Regions from separate parts of the Homo sapiens genome. Here region 1 is linked to region 2. A link is an interaction called in ENCODE POLR2A ChIA-PET data of the cell type or tissue named here. Cell type or tissue: IMR-90. All regions are shown on one strand. Each heading gives the region's core, and the rest is flanking DNA. Links, peaks and the distances in the headings are about the cores only.

Region 1 (2,911 bases), core at 176-2,675, 54 kb before region 2:
GCCTGTAATCCCAACACTTTGGGAGGCTGGGGGGTGGGCAGATCATGAGGTCAGGAGATGGAGTCCATCCTGGCCAACATGGTGAAACCCCGTCTCTACTAAAAATACAAAAAATTAGCTGGGCATGGTGGCATGGCGTGTAGTCCCAGCTACTTGGGAGGCTGAGGCAGGAGAATCGCTTGAACCCCAGGGACAGAGGTTGCAGTGAGCCAAGATCGCGCCACTGGACTCCAGCCTGGGAGACACAGCGAGACTCCGTCTCAAAAAAGAAAAAAAAAAAGTAAGAGATTTCTCTGTGAGGAAAAAAAATAAAGAAAAAAATTTAAAGAGCAAAAAAAGGAAAAATACAATCACAGTAAGACATAAACTATGAGCAGCATTTAAAACTGTTGATGGGAAGGAACAAACAACTCCACCACCTAATTCTAATAGTGTTAGAAAAAATCCCTGACTTGGCCAGGCGGAGTAGCTGTCACCTGTAATCCCAACATTTTGGGAGGCTGAGGTGGGTGGATTGCTTGAGCTCAGGAGTTTGAGACAAGCCTGGGCAACATGGCGAAACCCCATCTCTATTTTTAATTTAAAAAAAAGAAAGAAAGAAAAAAGAAAAATCCCTGACCTGAAGACAATGCCAGGGAGAACAAGCACCAGGCAGTCCCAGGAAAACATTCTTGGTGTCACTGTCAGAGTTGGAATGCTAGTTGGAATGAATCTCTGGTATGCTATATGCCATCTTTATTCCTATAGCCAAAACAAGGTTGGAAAGAATTTCATTAACATAAAAAGTCATTCCTTCTAGACATCTTCCCTCTTCACTCTATGAAAACAGGATTTTTTTTCTCTCTTGTTCACTACCGTATCCTCAACACCTAAATAGCAAACTAGTACATTTCCAATGTTCAATAAACATCTGTTAAATGAATGAGGCCAGTGTGGTGGCTTATGCCTGTAATCCCAGCACTTTGGGAGTCTGAGGCAGGAGGATCACTTGGGTGCAGGAATTCAAGACCAACCTGAGCAACATGGCAAGACCTTGTCTCTATTTTTTAAAAAAATGACTGAATTACCCTTCCTTAGATATTTTTTCCCATCCAATTCAAACAAAGGTTGCCATTTGGTTTTTTGTTTGTTTTTGTTTTTTGAGAAGGGGTCTTGCTCTGTCACCCAGGGTGTACTGCAGTGACAGAAGACAGATCATGGCTCACTGCAACCTCCACCTCCTGGGCTCAAGTCATCCTCCAGTCCTCTTGCCTCAGCCTTCCGGGCAGCTGAGACTACAGGCAGTGCCTGCCAGGTGTCTAGACCTAAATGTAATACTTTGGAGAAACTACTATGTAACAAGTACTGTTACAATTGCAAGAAATAAAAGATGGATGTGATATGGTCCTTAACCCTGAATAGCTCACAGCCTGCTGGGGGGCAACTCCATTCCTCAAACCCATGCCACCCTACAGAGGTCCCATCTTCTGCCTTGTTTAACCCTGAGAAAGATGCTTCTGCTTTATTTTTTTATGAAACGCTTTCTTATACAATAACTTTAGTCCTCATGAAAATGTTTATTTTAAAATTAACTCTCTTGCCAAGCACAGTGGCTCATGCCTGTAATCCCAACACTTTGGGAGGCCAAGACGGGAGGATTGCTTGAGCCCAGGAGTTTAAGACCAGCCTGGGCAACACAACAAGACCCTGTCACAACAAAAAAAATACAAAAATCAGCCAGGCATGGTGGCCTGAGCTTGTAGTCCCAGCTACTGATGTGGGAGAATCACTTGAGCCCAGAAGGCAGAGGTTGTGCATTCCAGCTTGGGCAAGAGTGAGGCTCTGTCTCAAAATAAATAAATTAAATTAAATTAACTCTCTTGTTTTTACAGATGTGGAATATGAAGATCTGCAAAATTAATGTCTTGAACAAATTCAATCCCGGCCAGGCGTGGTGGCTCAAGCCTGTAATCCCAGCAACTTTGGGAGGCCGAGGCGGGAGGACCTTAAGTCAGGAGATCAAGACCAGTCTGGCCAACATGGTGAAACCCCCGTCTCTACCAAAAATACAAAAATTAGCCAGGCGTGGTGGCAGGCGCCTGTAATCCCAGCTACTCGGGAGGCTGAGGCGAGAGAATCACTTGAACCAGGGAGGCAGAGGTTGCAGTGGGCCAAGATCGTGCCACTGCACTCCAGGCCTGGGCAACAAGAGCAAAACTCCGCCTTAGGAAAAAAAAAAAGAATTCAATCCCAGTCCAGTCAGGTTAACTGTCTTCCAAGAATTTTTTTCTTTTTTAGACAGTCTCTCGCTCTGTCACCCAAGCTGGAGTGCAGTGGCGCGATCTCTGCTCACTGCAAGCTCTGCCTCCCGGGTTCACGCCATTCTCCTGCCTCAGCCTCCCGAGTGGCTGGGACTACAGGCGCCCACTACCAGGCCCAGCTAATTTTTTGTATTTCTAGTAGAGACGGGGTTTCACCGTGGTCTCGATCTCCTGACCTCGTGATCCGCCCGTCTCGGCCTCCCAAAGTGCTGGGATTACAGGCGTGAGCCACCGCGCCCAACCAAGAATTTTTTTTTCTATCCTTTTTTTCCTTCTTTTTAAAGAGACAGGGTCTCACTCTCGCCAAAAATGGAGTGCAGTGGTCCGATCATAGGTCACTGCAGCCTCGAGCTTTTGGGTTCCTCCCGCCTGGGCCTCCCAAAGTGCTGGGATTACAGATGTGAGCCACTGTGCCCAGCCCCTTGCAATAATTTAATCTGAGATTCTGACTCCAAACGGCATGCTTTTATTTCATTTATTCATTCATTCACTCAACAAATATTTACTGAGCATCCACTACATACTATGCGCTGGAGATGCGATAGTAAAGGAGGCTCAGAACAAGCCCACTGCTGTCCTAACATACCACCAAGCAAGCTGTAACCTACTGT
Region 2 (2,911 bases), core at 129-2,628:
ATCTCCCAGGTTCTAGCAATTCTCCCACCTCAGCCTTCCTAGTAGCTGGGATTACAGGCACATACCATCACGCCCGGCCAATTTCGGTATTTTTAGTAGAGACAGGATTTCACCATGTTGGCCAAGCTGGTCTGGAACTCCTGAGCTCAAGTGATCCACGTGCCTCAGCCTCCCAAAGTGCTGGGATTACAGGCATGAGCCACTGCGCCCAGCCTATGTGGCATGCATTGAGTGTGACTGTTGCCAAATGTTTTCAAATTTAATCTCCCAATCTTCACAACAACCCTGTGAGGAAAGGGTCTGTTCCCATCCTATAGATGTGGAAATGGAACCTCAAATGAGAATCTGGGGAACACCAATTTAACAGACAGACCCAAATTCAAATTCCAGCTTTGACATTTAATGTCTGTCCGATCATGAGCAAGTTGCTTCAATACTCCCTCCTCAATTTCCTTATCTATGGGATGGAATTAATACCTAAGGTTACAAGAGGGTTGTGAGGATTAAATAATGCATAAAAACCACCTAGCACAGTTCAGGTACCTGGCATCTAGCATTCGCAAGCTGTTCAGGATTCAGAAATTTGCCCAAGCTCATGCGACTGAGGTAGAATTTGAATCCTTCTCATTCTGATTCCAGAGTTCTTTGTATTGCTTTTTTTTTTTTCTTTTTGAGATGGAGCTGGAGTGCATTGGTGTGATCTCGGTTCACAGCAACCTCCCCAGGTTCAAGTGATTCTCCTGCCCCAGCCTCCCCATGTTGCCAAGGGTGGTCTTGAACTCCTTTGCCATGTTACCGAGGGTGGTCTTGAACTCCTGGGCTCAAGCGATCTGCCCGCCTCAGCCTCCCAAAGTGCTGGGATTACAGGTATGAGCCACCATGCCCAACCCTGTATTGCATTATTTTTGTCTCCAAAGTGCCTAAATCCTCAATATGCATTTAAAAAAAAATAATGGCTGGGCACGGTGGCTTACGCCTGTAATCCCAGCACTTTGGGAGGCCAAGGCGGGTGGATCACGAGGTCAGGAGATCCAGACCATCCTGGCTAACACGGTGAAACCCCAACTGTACTGAAAATACAAAAAAAAAAAAAAAAAAAAAAAAAAAAAATTAGCCGGGCGTGGTGGCGGGCACCTGTAATCCCAGCTACCCAGTATTATTTAATCCTCACAACCCTCCTGTAACCTTAGGTATTAATTCCATCCCACAGATAAGGAAATTGAGGAGGGAGTATTGAAGCAACTTGCTCATGATCAGACTGATATTAAATGTCAAAGCTGGAATTTGAATTTGGGTCTGTCTGTTAAATTGGTGTTCCCCAGATTCTCATTTGAGGTTCCATTTCCACATCTATAGAATGGGAACAGACCCTTTCCTCACACGGTTGTTGCGAAGATTGCGAGATTAAATTTGAAAACATTTGGCAACAGTCACACTCAATGCATGCCACGTAGGCTGGACTACAGTCCCAGCCTGTAGGCAGGAGAATGGCGTGAACCCAGGAGGCGGAGCTTGCAGTGAGCCAAGATTGCGCCACTGCACTCCAGCCTGGGCGACAAAGGGAGACTCCTCTCAAAAAAAAGAAAAAAAAAATCATGTTTATTAGGCTGGACCTGATGGCTGACACCCATAATCCCAGCACTTTGGGAGGCCGAGGCAGGCGGATCATTTGAGGTCAGGAATTCAAAACCAGCCTGACCAACATGGTGAAACCCCGTCTCTACTCAAAATACAAAAATTAGCCAGGTGTCGTGGTGGGCGCCCGTAATCCCAGCGCCATTGCACTCCAGCCTGGGTGACAGAATGAAACTCTGTCTAATAAATAAATAAATATTTTTAAAATCATGTTAAATTTGCAAATGGAGTTGAAAACTCAGCTTCAGACTGGATCTAATGAATCTATTTTAGACTTCTGTAGCCTGCAACTCAAGACCTGTGCACATCTACCCAGGTTGGAATTTGCAGAAGGTTGTCGGTAGCTCAATTCTTTTTCTTTTTTTTTGTTTGCTTGTTTGTTTTTGTTTTTGTTTTTGTTTTTAGACAGAGTCACACTCTGTCGCGCAGGCTGGAGTGCAATGGTGCGATCTTGGCTCACTGCAACCTCTGCCTCCCAGGTTCAAGTGATTCTCCTGCCTTACCTCCTGAGTAGCTGGGATTACAGGCGCCCAACACTGCGCCCAGCTAATTCTTTTGTCTTTTGGAACCATGCTTGATTTGAGAACTGGTGAGAGTGAGTAGAAAAAGGAGCCGGGGCTGGGCATGGTGGCTCAAGCCTGTAATCCCAACACTTTGGGAAGCCAAGGCAGGTGGATCACCTGAGGTCAGGAATTTGAGACCAGCCTGACCAACATGGTGAAACCCTGTCTCTACCAAAAATTCAAAAATTAGCCGGATGTGGTGGTGCATGCCTGTAATCCCAGCTATTTCAGGAGGCTGAAAGAGGAGAATCGCTTGAACCTGCGAGGCAGAGGTTGCAGTGAGCCGGGATCGCGCCATTGCACTCCAGCCTGGGTAACAAGAGTGAAACTCCTTCTCTCCCCGACCAAAAAAAAAAAAGCCAAGTGAGTCTCCTCCAGCAGGTTGCAAACATTCACCAGAGCCCTAGAGCAGGTGGATTAGAGAAGTAGTTCACAGACTGTTTTGTGCCTTAGAATCTCATTAGAGAACCAGTGGTTGGAGGCAGAGCTCAGCAATCTGCATCTTTAATAGCTTCCTTGGTATGAGTTCTTTGAACAGATGTTATGGTTCTAATGTGTCACATGTCCTGGAGACTTAGCAGTGAAGGAGACAGACATGGTTCCTGCTTTCTTGGGATTTACTGTCAAGTGAAAGAGACAGACCTTAGACCGTTATGCAACTAATTATTTTTTATTTTTTTTTTTAATTTTTTTGAGATGGAGTCTCACTCTGT

Evidence for each region. Peaks named below come from ENCODE experiments on the same cell type or tissue, not always from the same donor. Only the 100,000 strongest peaks of a DNase experiment are listed, where the experiment ranks them.
Region 1: POLR2A ChIA-PET joins it to region 2 with 5 read pairs; 18 of 35 experiments call an interaction of 5 or more read pairs at or near these places.

What each region holds. Positions count from the first base shown.
Region 1 is chr1:28,229,512-28,232,422 of GRCh38, forward strand. The region is part of intron 1 of DNAJC8 (DnaJ heat shock protein family (Hsp40) member C8); the gene reads right to left. Among named protein-coding and RNA genes, the nearest start is that of DNAJC8, 2.1 kb to the right of the region's middle. In IMR-90, for the core only: no CTCF peak of the experiment used is centred there; no DNase peak of the experiment used is centred there; H3K4me3 peaks cover 49 bases.
Region 2 is chr1:28,283,601-28,286,511 of GRCh38, forward strand. No RefSeq gene overlaps it. Among named protein-coding and RNA genes, the nearest start is that of SESN2, 26 kb to the left of the region's middle. In IMR-90, for the core only: no CTCF peak of the experiment used is centred there; no DNase peak of the experiment used is centred there.